2 separate regions of the Homo sapiens genome follow, and region 2 is linked to region 1. The links are chromatin contacts, found by Hi-C in ENCODE. All regions are on one chromosome and are shown on one strand. The core of a region is the stretch at or near the end of the contact, and the rest is flanking DNA. Distances in the headings are between cores, read along the strand shown. Region 1 overlaps OSBPL8 (oxysterol binding protein like 8). Region 2 overlaps LOC105369844 (a long non-coding RNA gene).

Evidence for each region. Hi-C counts contacts between places; a loop is a spot of excess contacts on that map. Pooled maps may share reads with other maps.
Region 2: a map of PC-3 shows a loop between it and region 1 (4-fold over the local background). The contact joins two enhancer-like sites. A Hi-C loop is called at or near these places in 3 of 168 maps with a recorded cell type or tissue (HCT116, PC-3 and endothelial cell of umbilical vein) and 2 of 50 pooled maps.

What each region holds. Positions count from the first base shown.
Region 1 is chr12:76,454,114-76,460,808 of GRCh38, reverse strand. OSBPL8 (oxysterol binding protein like 8) reads left to right here. Exons shown (of 24, transcript NM_020841.5): 3 at 914-950. Among named protein-coding and RNA genes, the nearest start is that of OSBPL8, 100 kb to the left of the region's middle. Within about 2 kb of position 4,953, at least 3 of the 41 ENCODE cell types and tissues checked have a DNase peak (open chromatin) inside an H3K27ac peak, as active enhancers do; they include HCT116, where a contact is called at or near this core.
Region 2 is chr12:75,720,687-75,727,864 of GRCh38, reverse strand. All of the region lies in intron 1 of LOC105369844 (a long non-coding RNA gene), which reads left to right. Among named protein-coding and RNA genes, the nearest start is that of KRR1, 210 kb to the right of the region's middle. Within about 2 kb of position 5,029, at least 14 of the 41 ENCODE cell types and tissues checked have a DNase peak (open chromatin) inside an H3K27ac peak, as active enhancers do; they include HCT116, where a contact is called at or near this core.

The DNA of each region.
Region 1 (6,695 bases), core at 3,704-6,203:
GGTATGTTACTGCATTTGGTATTTAAAATGAAGGAGAGCTGAGAACTCTGTTTCTACCAGAACCAAAGCACTTGTCCATGGGCAACATTTAGAGTAATTTATGTTAAAATAGTTACTAAACAAAAGGTCAGCAGACTTTTTCCTGTTTCTTTTAGTTGATTGCAAGTTCTTCATTCAAGGGTTGGGTCTTCTGACTTCCCAAAGACCATTAGCTCCAAATACTATGCTTGATTTTTAGTGGGCCCTAAGAAAAGTTTGTCTGACTTAGTAAAACTTCTTTCTAATTAATGTTTCTCTTTTTTTTTTTTTTTTTGCCAATTGAGAAAGAATTTGTTCTACTTTGTTGATGCCTCTGTAGATGCTCTTCACACAATGCTTGGCATGTAACAAGCACTCAATAAATGTTCCTTACTCTTTTGTAGAAGAAACATACTAAATCTCTTTGTAGTGTTACGTGCTTTCATGGCATGCAGAACTAATCTTTAATAGTGCATGGGTGTTATATAGTTTTAAACCACCTTAAATTTAAGGAATGCATAACTTGGCTGTCTCTTAAATTTCTATGTAATTTTTACCTTTACTAACATATCTTGAATTGTAATTGAAAGTAATTTTTGACTTAATTTTCAAAACAAAATACTTAGGTGATCCATTTTTCTCTTACCACCTTCATTTTCTAAAGATAAAACAAATATTTGATACTGCTTAATCCAATATCTTTTTTTGTGTGTGGAAAAGGAAGTTTCTTGTAAATTATTACGGTTATTACTATTGATGTGCATGTGCTTTCTACTTATAAACTAATGCTATTTTCCTTGTCCTTTTGTTTCACTGCTGTTTCCGTCCTGATGCATTTTGCTTCTTCCTGATTTGGACTGTATTTGTTTGCTGCTCAATTACCCTGCCTTAAAAGCTTCTTGGTGATAGCAAAGATGTCCTTGGGCCATCAAGTAAGTAGCTGAAGCTTGAACGGCATGTTTGGGGACATGATAATATTTTGATGTGTGATTATTATGAAAGGCAAATGGTGTTTCAATTTTGAATTATTAAGTGTTCTACTTTTCTTTCCAGGAATTGAAATATAAAGTAAAGAATATAAATGGTCATTTAGTACCCAGTGCCCCATCTGTTCTCATTGTCCATCTGAGATTCATAGGCAGTGTTTGTATATTTACATCTTACCTAAGATGCATTATTTACTTAATTATCTAACTCATAATTTGGGACCTCTTCTTCATAGTATTTCTTTCTACAGTTATCACATGGCATAGATCTAGCACAAGGATTTCACTGCCATATGAAAGGGAGAAACACTTTTATTTTGTCAGAATTTTTACATAATAATTTGATTACGAAAATTGTTTTATACTTTGGGTATTTTATAAGTGAAACATGTTTTACCTTAGGAATTTAGAAGATGTATCCTTGAAAATTATATCCAATTCACCTCAACACATTTTACTGAGAGTTTTTTGGGGCAGGGAGTGGCAGCCACTGCCAACTTTTGGAGGTACATAATGAATAAAACATGATTCCTGCCCCTAAAAATTTTTATAGTCTAGCTAGGGAGTAAGAGGGGCAATTTTTATATTAAAAATCATAGAATTGCTGAGGTGAAAGGAACTTCAGAAATTATCTAATGAAGCATTAATTTTATAGAGGAGAGCCTGAAGTTAAGATAGCACAAATATCCGAGAAGTTAGAATTGGTTACTAGTCCAGTGTGTCTTCCTTCTACTGTTATTCAAAGATAGAAGGAAACTGTTTGCTGCATTCAAGTGTAACTAAACAGTTAAAATTTTACTGCATCATAGATGAAGATTTTTAACTTCATTGATGAATAATATAGAAAATTATATTGATTTAGGAAGTTTTATTATTGATTCCTAAACAATTATCTGATTATTGCAAGTCAGTTTACTGTTCTGGGACTCATATTTCATTGACCTAGGAAAGGAACTGAATGAGAAAATGGTAAAGGTTTCTTCTAACTATAAACTTTTTTAGTCTAGATCAGTTGCTGTTTATCTCTAACTGGTTATAGTATGTATGTAATTTTTTTTCTAAAAAGAGAGGATTTAAAGTAATATGCTAAATCCTTTTTTTTTTTAATTCTTATTTTTTAGAGACAGGGGACTCACTCTGTCACCCAGGCTGGAGTACAGTAGCACGACCATAACTCATGCAACCTTGAACTTCTGGGCTCAAGGGATCTTCCTGCCACCTGAGTAGCTAGGACTCCAGGCTTGTGCCACCACACCCAATTAATTTTTGAAATTTTTTGTAAAGATGTGGTCTCACTATGTTGCCCAGGCTGGTCTTGAACTCCTGGTCTCAAGTGATCCTCCTGCCTTGGCCTCCCAGAGTGTTGGGATTACAGGTGTGAGCCACCGTGCCTAGCCCTTTTTTCATTCTTAAATGCAATAACTCAAAATATTTTATAAATATTATTTATTATACAATCATCATTAGGAGGTAGAAATCTTAAAAATAGAAAAAAGAACACAAATCTCAAAATGTTGTTTTTGATTTTCTTGAGACAGGGTTTTACTCTGACACCCAGGCTGGAGTGCAGTGGCACAATCACAGCTTACTGCAGCCACAACTTCTCCTAGACTCAAGCGATCTTCCCACCTCAGCCTCCTGAGTAGCTGGGACTACAAGCGTGTGCCCAGCTAAATTTTTTTTATTTTTATTTTTTGTAGACACAGGGTTTTCCTACATTGCCGAGGCTGGTCTTAAACTCCTGGACTCAAGCGATCCGATCCTCCTGCCTTGGCTTCCCAAAATGCTGACATTGCAGGTGTGAGCCACTGCACCAAGCTTCAAAATATTTTTATGTTTTGTTGTTCAGCCTTGTGATACTTACTTGGCATTTAATTTCAATGGATTCTTCAGTTTCTTTAATTACCTCATATATTTAGACATGGACTCAGGTGAACTGAATGGCACTGCTGAGCTTTATAAATAGAATAGCATTTTAAATATTAACTGAAATATTTTATCTTAGGAACTGGGTTTTTACAAATGGAGATCTTTTTTACTTCGAATAGAAGAAATTTACTTAAGGTTATATATTTCAAGCATATATATAAATAAAAATATACAACATAATATTAGAGATGACTTTATCATGTACTCTGCCAAGTATTAAAAGGCTGGGTCTGTATAATCATTTGTTAGAGACCATATATCTTTTAAAGTGAAGTACAGTTGACCCTTGAACAAGACAACTTTTAACTACACGAGTCCACTTCTATGTGTATTTTTAAAAATAAATATATTGGAAAATTTTTCTGAGGTTTGTGACAATTTAAAACTCACAGATGAACTGTACCTTAGAAACATAGAAAAAATAAAGGAAAGGTTAGGTATATCATGAATGCATAAAATATATGTAGGTACTAGTTTATTTTCTTACTACTTTAAAATATACACAAATCTATTACATAAGTAAAAATTTATCAAAACTTTTCACACACACCGTACACGTTGCCATTCCCAGTTGAGAAAAATGTAAACAAACATAAAGATACAATATTAAATCGTAACTACATAACATTAACTAGTACATACCGTACTACTGTAATAATTTTCTAACCACTTCCTGTTATTACTATGAGCTCAGGTGTTGCGAATATCTGCTTAAAATGCTGTGTGATGCTAATCATCTCTGTATGAAGTTATTTGCTCCAGTAAATTGCATATTGCTTTAAAAAGTCATTTCTCATCATTCTTGCCTATTTTCATCATGTTTCGTGCAATATTGTAAACCTTGAATAACGCTATGGGACCCATGTGAAGTACCACTGTTGATGCTTCGGTTGCTCCCAAGAAGCAGACAAAGGCCATGACATTACAAGAAAAAGTTTAATTGCTTAATATTTAGCTCTAGATTGAGGTCTGCAGCTGTGGTTGCTGCTATTTCAAACTGATGATTCATCTTGTAAACAGATGGCATAAACTTATGGTATCAATAAATATGGTATAGTACTGTAATTGTATTTTCTCTTATGATTTTCTTAATAACATTTTCTTTAGCTTATGTATATATTGTATTACATAATACAATATGTAATACATACAACATATACAATATGTGTTGACTCTTCGTATTATGTATAAGGCTTCCAGTCAACAGCAAACAGTAGGCTATTAGTACTTAAGTTTTTGGAGGGTCAAAAGTTAAATGCACTTTTTTTTTTTGACACGGAGTCTTGCTCTGTCACCTAGTGCAAGGACACAACCTGGGCTGCCTCAGCCTCCTGAGTAGCTGGGATTACAGGCGTGCACCACCATGCCCAGCCAATTTTGTATTTTTAGTAGAGATGGGGTTTCACCGTGTTGGCCAGGCTAGTCTCAAACTCCTGACCTCAAATAATCTGCCTGCCTCCCAAAGTGCTGGGATTACAGGTGTGAGCTACCACTCCCAGTCCCTAAATACACATTTTTGACTGCTTAAACGTCAGCTGTAATTTCTTGGTACTTGATTAGTATCATGTACTATAGAATGAAAAAAGTACGTGATCTATACTGACATTTAAATTATTGGAGTATTTAAGAAATGTATACCTTAGAAGAAAAGGAGATATAGGATTTACATACAGATTATTATTTATGACTTTAAAAAATTACTTCATCTTATTTTAGCTTCCACTTAGATTAAAGGCAAACTTTGAAACTTGTAAAATTCTTCAAATTTTATATTGATGAGTTGAATTCAGAAGGTAAAAATGTTTTTGATTCATGTTCTCCTTAGATGCAGCAGATATGTTAATTATATTAACTATTTCAGTGTGATTTCTACTAAAGATGAGTAATGTGAGTAGCAAAGCAGGTTGCTTTACTTCCACTTGAAGTAGAAACAGCAGAGGGCACTGTAATGTTATCTTTGGTAGGTGAGACGGTGAAACTGCACTGGAGTCACACAGTGATTCATTTGCCAAATATCTATTCAGTCATTTAGAGAGTATTTAGTGAGTATCAGTTATATGCCAAGGGATACAGAAAAAAAGTCACTGTCCCTCTTAAACTTATGTTTGAATAGTCTACTATTATGTAACTGATGTAGGAAATCATAATGATTTTTATATTCCCTAGCCTCTTTTGTCTGTATAGTTGTTAATGCTTGTGAATGGGGTGAGGGAAAATAAATAGAAACATGGGCTTTCTGGTTTTTTTGGTAAAGAGGTGCACTCTGTATACTGCTGTTTCTGCATATTCTTGTTACTTCACGGCTATCAAAATCATGTAGTAATACTTCCATCGAAAATGGATTAGAAAGGGTGAATAGAGCTAACTTTACAGTTCAGGCTGTTTTAAAGTTATTCAAGACATGGACACCTATGTTTTACTGACAGAATGCTAAAACCTACATTAATTCTGCTAGTGGTTCTTATAAAGTATTTTAAATTAGCATTAAATGTTCTGTCTGATACATACAAAAGAATATGTGTCATATGTAAATGAGAGCATAATTATACAATGAGCCCTTATTGAGCTATCACTCAGCTTAAGAACTAGAATCTTCCATGTACCTTAGGTCTTTCTGCTGCTTTTTTTTTTTTTAGATAGAGTCTCGCTCTGTCGCCCAGACTGGAGTGCAGTGGTGCAATCTCGGCTCACTGCAAGCTCCGCCTCCCGGGTTCACGCCATTCTCTTGCCTCAGCCTCCGAAGTAGCTGGGACTACAGGTGCCCACCAACACGCCCAGCTAATTTTTTTTTTTTTTGTATTTTTTAGTGGAGACGAGGTTTCACCGTGTTAGCCAGGATGGTCTCAATCTCCTGACCTCGTGATCCACCAGCCTCGGCCTCCCAGAGTGCTGGGATTACAGGCTTGAGCCACCGCGCCCGGCCTCTGCTGCTTTTTTATCCCTGAGCCTGCCCCAAGAGGGCATGACTAGGTTGTATTTTTTTCTTTTTATTATTCTTTGCTTTTTAAAAAGTCTTTTTTTTATTGTTTTTTACTCATGTATGTATCACTAGATTTTGCTTGGTTTTCAATTTTAAAAGAATGGTGTCATGGTTTATATAATTTTCTAGGACTTGCTGTTTGTAGTTACCTTTTTTTTTTTTTTTTAATTTTTTAAAGAGACAGGGTCTTGCTCTGTTGCCCACACTAGGGTGCATTGGTGTTATCACAGCTTACTGCAGCTTTGAACACCTGGGCTCAAGTGATGCTCCCACCTCAGCCTCCCTAGTAGCTGGGACTACAGATGCCTGCTATGCTAGGATTACAGTGTGAGCTACCACGCCCAGCTAACTTTTTTTAATTTTTATTTCTTTTAGAGATAGGTCTTGCTATGTTGTCTAGGCTGGTCTTGAACTCCTGGCCTCAAGCAATCCTCCCACCTCAGCCTCCTGAGTAGCTGGGATTATAGATGCAAGCCGTTGTGCCTGGCTGTAATTAACATTTTACTTTTAATATTCAATCATGTCGTTTGTTATAGAACTAGATCATTCCTTTTTAGTGCTATATACTATTTCATTATATGGATATGCCAGAATTTATTAAAATTCATTTTTCAATTGATGAATATGTTGTTTGGTTTTTGCTATTATGAACAGTGTTGCTATGAACATTCTTATTCTTGTCTCTTGGTATATACCTGTAAAAGTTTTTCTAGATCCAAGAGTGGAATTGTTGGACCCACAGGGTATTCAGTTTTATATAAGAAGCTCACATTGTTTTCCAA
Region 2 (7,178 bases), core at 3,780-6,279, 730 kb after region 1:
GGAAATGTTTTGTTGCACAATAGTTGGTAGGAGAAGTCTTTTCTCTCTGTTAAAACCCATTGGTCTCCGGAATCTAGGCCTCAGGAATCTGGGGAGGGGCTAGAGGCATAGTCTCTAGGCTGTACCAGCTGAGGCTCCCCACCAGGAGAAAATCCCAGGGCCACATTACAAGGGATAGTCATGAAGGTACAGAAGTAAGTAAATGTGCCAGGAAGGAGGAGCCAAACACAGACCAGAGGAAAAAAAGATAGTGTTGTGAACTCAAAAGGTAGAATTAAGATGCCACGTGGAAAGGGCTGGAAGAGTCTAAAGGTCAGTGAGAGGAGGTCTAGGGGCTGAAAGGAATTAAACAGAAGTAGAGAAAGGCAAATGCAGGCTCAGACCAAAATGGGAGCCTCTGGTGAACAACAGTCATCCCTTTGGACTTCTTCTGGTCAATGTTCGACGTGCTCTGCTGCTGCAAAGCAAAGCTGAGAAGCAACAGAAATGCATGCAACAGTTATAAGGCATTGCATAATTAATAAGAATGATTTTGTTGTGTAGATTATAGTAACATCTAGTTAGAAACACTTGGCAAGTGTGGTGGAGGGGAAAAGAAATTGAAAATCTATTTATTTAAACCTCAGTGAAAAAAAGTACTCAGAAGGTTAAGCTTTTTGGCCTTCGGCAGGGTTCCATCAAGGTATTTCCATTGGTTTGGACTATGAGATAGAACAGCTTTTGGTCTATGTGCATCAGCTGGCACTTGAAGAAAGGTGTGCAGTTAGGTGTAACAGAGATTTTGTTAAGAGTGCTTTATAATTACATTGCATTTTCAAATTTGTAAAATTCTTTCACATGCTTTATCTTTCTCATGTGGAGTTCCTATTTTTTAATCAGACTGATTAATTACTGTTAAAGATTATTTATATCAAATAATTTATAAAGTAAATTTTACAGTAGTGAGAATAAAAAGAAAGATTCACTCTGGGTCATTAGCTAGGTTGAGAAATCATCAAAACATAGGCTGGGCACAGTGATTCACGCCTGTAATCCCAGCACTTTGGGAGGCTGAGGAGGGAGGATCACTTGAGGTCAGGAGTTCAAGACCAGCCTGGCCAATATGGTAAAACCCCGTCTCTACTAAAAATACAAAAATTAGCCAGGTGTGATGGTACACGCCTATAATTGCAGCTACTTGGGAGGCTGAGGCAAGAGAATCACTTGAAACTGGGAAGCAGAGGTTGCAGTGAGTGATCATGCCATTGCATTCCAGCCTGGGTGATAGAGCCAGACTCCATATTTAAAAAAAAAAAAAAAAAGTAATCATCAAAACATAACCTTTAATAAGGAGCCTTAGAAATAATTAAACTTGCATTGTCCAATATAGTAGCCACTAGGTACATGTTTGTTTTAAATTTAAATTGATTAAAATTAAATAAAAGTAAAAATCCAGTTCTTCAGTCGTAGTACTTACATTTACACATGCAATAGTGCTCAATATGGCTAGGGCTACCATATTGGATAGTGCAGATATAGAACATTTCCTTCATTGGCCAAGGTTCTATTGGACAGTGCTGATCTAGACAAATATTTTTAGTGGCTAAAAATGTACTTTTAAATTGAATTTAACTTCAGGGCTGGAGAATTTGAGGCCCACAGAAGTTAGTGATTTATACAAAGTCACCCAAGAAGAACCTGAAAATGGCCCAAATTTCCTGACTTCTATATGAGTGATCATTTTAGCACCTCATACCACCAAACTTTTATTTTTAATTCTGCTCTTGAATAAGAGAGGATTGGATACTCCAAGCTGGCAAGTAATCAAACACTCATTTAGTTTTTTGTTTGTAATTTACATTTATATTTGAAGTTAGGCAGAGCTATAGTCCAAAAACTTTACTTCAAACAATATTAATGATGTCATGCTATAAAGACAGAATGCAGAAGAGCTTGGAAGTATTTCAGTTTCCTTGCTCTGTTTCTTTTTACACGTCCTTGTTCAAGCCACTCTACTCCATGCTGGGACAAGACAGTTTGTTCTTAGGTTAACAGAAAAACAGTCAGAGTCACCTCCTCTTAAAGCATCGAGCACCAGGTGGGAAAGGGCTCAGATTTTTAAAGGTTGCTCAGTGGGGCTTTGAAAATTAAAGAGAGCCCAGAAGAGATGTGGAGAAAGCATGCAATTACACTTGAGAAGGTGTAGCCTTTCCACTGGGTGCATTCTTGATGAGACAGCAAAGTGAGTCATTAAACAGTAGGCTGTCAATAAAGCTGAGACCCAGATTTGCCGTGGATCAGCTGCACTGCCAAAAATTTAACCATCTAAAAAAACCATGGGCAGATCCTTGGTGAACCCTTGGACCTGTTTGCATTACAAGCTTACAATCTTAATTTTTCTGAAAAGAAATAGAGAAAGGAGTAGATGTATATTGAAGAATTGCGATGAAATGCAAGAGTTCCTTATAAACATTACGCAGGGTCATTTTGGAAAGTCAATAATTTATAGCCTTTTTACTGGCCTCAGGGAAAAATGATCACTTCCACATTTGAATTTTAGTAAAAGTTGTTTTTCCTGGATCTCCATTAAATTTCATCCAGCTTTTGGCAGAAATTGTCTTCCTGGACCCTACTGGAGTGCTGGCTGACAAGTTACATCTTCCATGGGGCCACAACTCCCTAACGAATTCTGGGAGAGCAGCCTATTTTTGTTACCAGACGCTGGAGGATGCGTGACATGTCATTAACCTTCAAAACTGGCTCTGCACAAGAGTATTGTCAACAGATGGTGACTCTGATTCTCTCTCTCTCTCCCCTCCCTCCCTTCCTCCTCCATCCCCAGGATATCTTCTGGCATAGAATGCTCATTGGTTTCAAAGGGAAATTCGTGTGTGACACAGACACTGTGGAATGTAGAACAAAAACTGGAACAAAGTCTCTTATATTTATAATTGCGGACTATAGGAATTAAATGCACAGAGTAAACCATCAATAGTGTTTATACATTAAGACAGGCATACCAGTGATAAAGTGAATATTTATGCTGAGAGGCAGGCTCTTTAGGATCAGGGAAAGGTGTCTGGGCACTGGATGGAAGAGCTCAAAGCCAGCATTGGACTTAGAATTTTGGCCCAGCCATTTAACTCTTCAGTCTCTCACTTTGCCTTTTCAGTTTTTATCAGTGGAAGTCAATAGTAATTAGGGCATTATTTATCAGTTACTCCCAAAAAATGTAATCCCAGCACTTTGGGAGGCCGAGGCGGATCACGAGGTCAGGAGTTCAAGACCAGCCTAGCCAAGATAGTGAAACCGCATTTCTACTAAAAATACAAAAAAATTAACCGGGCGTGGTGGCGGGCGCCTGTGATCCCAGCTACTCAGGAGGCTGAGGCAGAGAATTGCTTGAACCCAGGACGTGAAGGTTACAGTGAGCCTAGATTATGTCACGGCCCTCCAGCCTGGGGGACAGAGCGAGACTCCATCTCAAAAAAAAAGAAAAGAGAAAGTTAATTCATTTATTATTTTTAGCAAATATTTATAGGATGCTTAAAATATACCATGCACTATGCTAGGCTCTAGGAAGAAACAAGATGTAAAGCAAAGTGCCTGTCAGGAAGAGGCTGACCAGTAATCAGATGATTATAATACAGCTTTTGAGAGCTTCCTATGGAAACACATATGGGGAAAGGAGAGGTCTACAACCCAGGATACCATGGGGCGCAGTTCCAGGGGCACAAAAAGCCATGCGGTAAACATATCACAGCTTCCCAAAGCATCAGTTTTATTTAACAGGACATTTAAACTATTTATCTTAAAATAAAATATATATATTACAGAGTAGAAAGAAATTTTCCAATAAATTTCTTTTATTTAGCCCACGTATACCGGGTTCTTTCACCTTTCTCTTAATGAAGACTTCTAGGGAAAAGTGAGGGCATAAAGACCGGTTTTTGTGTAGGCGTTTATGAAGCCTAAGAAGCCCTTTCAGTGCCACTTCGCCATCAGTGCTAGAGGAATCCACATCATACTATTTACATTCACAGGGCACCATGTGGTTTATAAAGGCATTTGACGAATTTTGCACCTCACAGTAAACAAGTGTGCTATTTTGCTTTACTGATGAGGATATCGAAGTTTTATGAGATTAATCCATTTTGGTGAGTGGTTCAAAGTCACAGAGTGATTAGTGGCAGAATCAGACTTCATCTTGGTTTCTGACACCAAATCCATTATTCTTTCTCCTGTAACTCATTCCTTCTCTTTCCAATGATTAAAAATTAAAAGACTGAGGTAAAGGATCTCTAGCCTTTTTCTGGCACATATCCACCTTCTTGCTCTTTGGGAATGGAGGGTAGAAGTGAGGAAGGTAGACTCTGGCAGATGCTGAGAGTGAAGTTCTTGAGAGGCCGGGTGAGATGGAAGGCTCTGCTTGATGTCTGAGAAAACTTAGGGAAAGGGGCATGGGAATTAATGAAGGTGAAACTGGGTTAAGTAGGGAACACTGTGGTGACAATTTAAGGATCTATCATGAGAGGTGTCAAGATCTGCTTGTTGTTAGATTTTGGGTCTCTTGCTAGTTGCCCTTCACATAGATTATACTCTTTGTTCTCTCATTGACGCCTCATGACCTTAGACTTGCTGTTTTGACTTTTCCATCCATCAAAACTAAACTAGCTAACATTGCAAAGTTTTGGAGGGATATAACATCAAAATAATGTTTAAGATGCCCCATCTTAAGTTAGGCAGTGAGGAAATACCACAAACCATGCTGATGCTTCTTGAAAAACAAGCAGGGCTAAGCCACATATCATTACTTGGCAATGCTAAATTCCTGAATTGCTTATATATACGTTTCACATGTAACCTCTGTCTTTAAACTAAAGAAGTTATTTGCTTATAATAATTACAGATTTGATTAAAATCATACACCGTGATTCAAGATTTAAAAATTAAATGGCTGAGACAAAGAAGTGACAAACTAAAGGAAGCCACAGTATGCTTGCCAATTGTTCTTGGCAGGAAATGGATGACTCATCCTGAACATGTGCTTTCGTTGCTGGGACAATGGGGCGCAATGAAAATGTTCAACTTACTGAATAGTGTGGACATTTTTGTCATCTGTTTGTAGGAGACTGATGAAATACAACTACAGATTAATAAGAACCCCGAAGTAACCTATGCTTTTGTGTGAGAAAACTAATGATAAATATTAAGAAAAAGACATGGACTGTTTCAAAATAATCAGTAGGTTTTCTATGCACTAAAAGAGACTGTGTACGGCAGATCCCAGGAAAGTAGAGGTGGAGAAATTCCAGAATTTAGGAAGGAAACTTAATATTGCCAATGGGAGACATGATTTATTCCCAAGAAGGAGAAAATAGGATTAGTAGCTGAGGGAGAAGTAAACAAGTAAGTTTTGGTTGCAGGAGAATGGGCCATTTCTGAAGTCCTTCCTAATGTGACCCTGATAGGATATCATCTCCTGTCTGGTATCTAATCCTGTAAAAATATCTGACAGGTAGACAGGGAAGGGGTATTAACTTGGTTTAACCTTCATGAACTGGCCCAGAGTTACTAAGCACTTAAAAGGACTGAGGGGCTGTGTAGGGGCCGGAGTATATGGGAAATTTCCGTACCTTCTCCTCGATATTGCTGTGGACCTAAAACTGCCTTTAAAACATTAAATCTATTTAAAAAAATGCTTTGTTGACAAAGTATCAGTGATCAAGGCAATCCTAGTTTGGCTAAAGGATGTGAACTGAAGTTCAGGTTTTATCCCTAACTGGCTCTGTAACCTGGGGTTAGTTTGCCTTTCCGAGCCTGTTTCTATATCTATTAACAAGAAGCTTCCCTAGCTTATCTTCAAGGCCTTTTCCAGATGGAAAATGCTGTAATTCATGTGAGCAGAAATATCTGTGTACATACAACAGTCTCAGAGGAGAGCACAGTTTTGCCAACAGATGAATACCTTGAGATACCCCAGGGAAATTTACACTCTGTTATTATAGATTTGCAATCACAGGTGTGTTGTCGGTAGTGGAGCATGAGCTGAAGGAAATGATTATTGTGAGTGGGGAAAAGGGCATTTTATAAGCTGGGGCAGATTAATAATGAAGGTTGTGCTGGGGATTCCTGTTCCTTGTAACCTTAGCCATTCTGTCCATGGGGAGATCCTAGATTTGCATTTTCTCATTCTATTTGCTCAGTTAGAGCCCTCCTTTATCAAAGACTACTTCCTAAGTCCAGAATTCAGAATTGTAAAAGGAAAACTACAGAGGTGGTTAACAGAGTCCTGTGGTTTGTTCTACAGCATGTGGACTTGGCATAGCCTCCCCAAGTCTGCAAAAATGCAGGCAGAAGATGCCCTCTAAGTAAAGTGTACTTGCCTTTTCCTGCATACAGCCCTATGGACACAACAGTGAATAATGCCAAGAAAAGGAGGCAGCATAATATAACACCAACGCAGAAGGAGATTTTAGCACACAGATCCTTGCAGCAATCTTGGACCGTCCCTGAATATTCTCTCAATTCATTCTCCCAAACATTAGAGCATCTGTTTGTGAGCCAGCAGAGCTTTTCATTCAGAATCATGACACTCTGCAGGCAGTTACAGAGAAGAAAATCTTTTATCTCAGCTTTCAAAAAGCTCCATTAGGCAGATTCTTTTTCTTCTTTTCAGAACAGACCCCTGCTTATTTTAGAGGAGGTATGTTCTTGACAAGTGCTCTTCCCAAATGTGCTGCATTGTAATTCAACCCCCAGTAACTTGACCAGTTCTCTGACTTTATCAGATCGGATAGAGGAGTCCTGCTGCCTGAGGCTCTTGGCTGCAAAGGTGAATGTTGAGAGCAGTGCCTGCTGCACTCCTCTCTGCGGGTTCTCACCTCCCAGTGGCTCATTTCCAATTTTCGTGTTAGAGCTGCATGCAGAGACCTACCTGTTAGCACAAGAAACAGATGTTGCCTCACATCTCCGAGGCTTCAGAATTTATGAATACTGGTATTTGTGGCATTCATCTCACATTTCCTGGGATGGTCTTGATTCCAAATTATTTTTCTGAGTCTTTGATATTGAAAATGTCCTTTTATAGATCAGTGGTTCTCAAGCTTCAGGGCACATTAGAATCATATGAGGGTGCTTACTAAACAATAAAGATTCACATGCTCTTCTCTCAGAGATTCTGATTCAAAAGGCCTGAG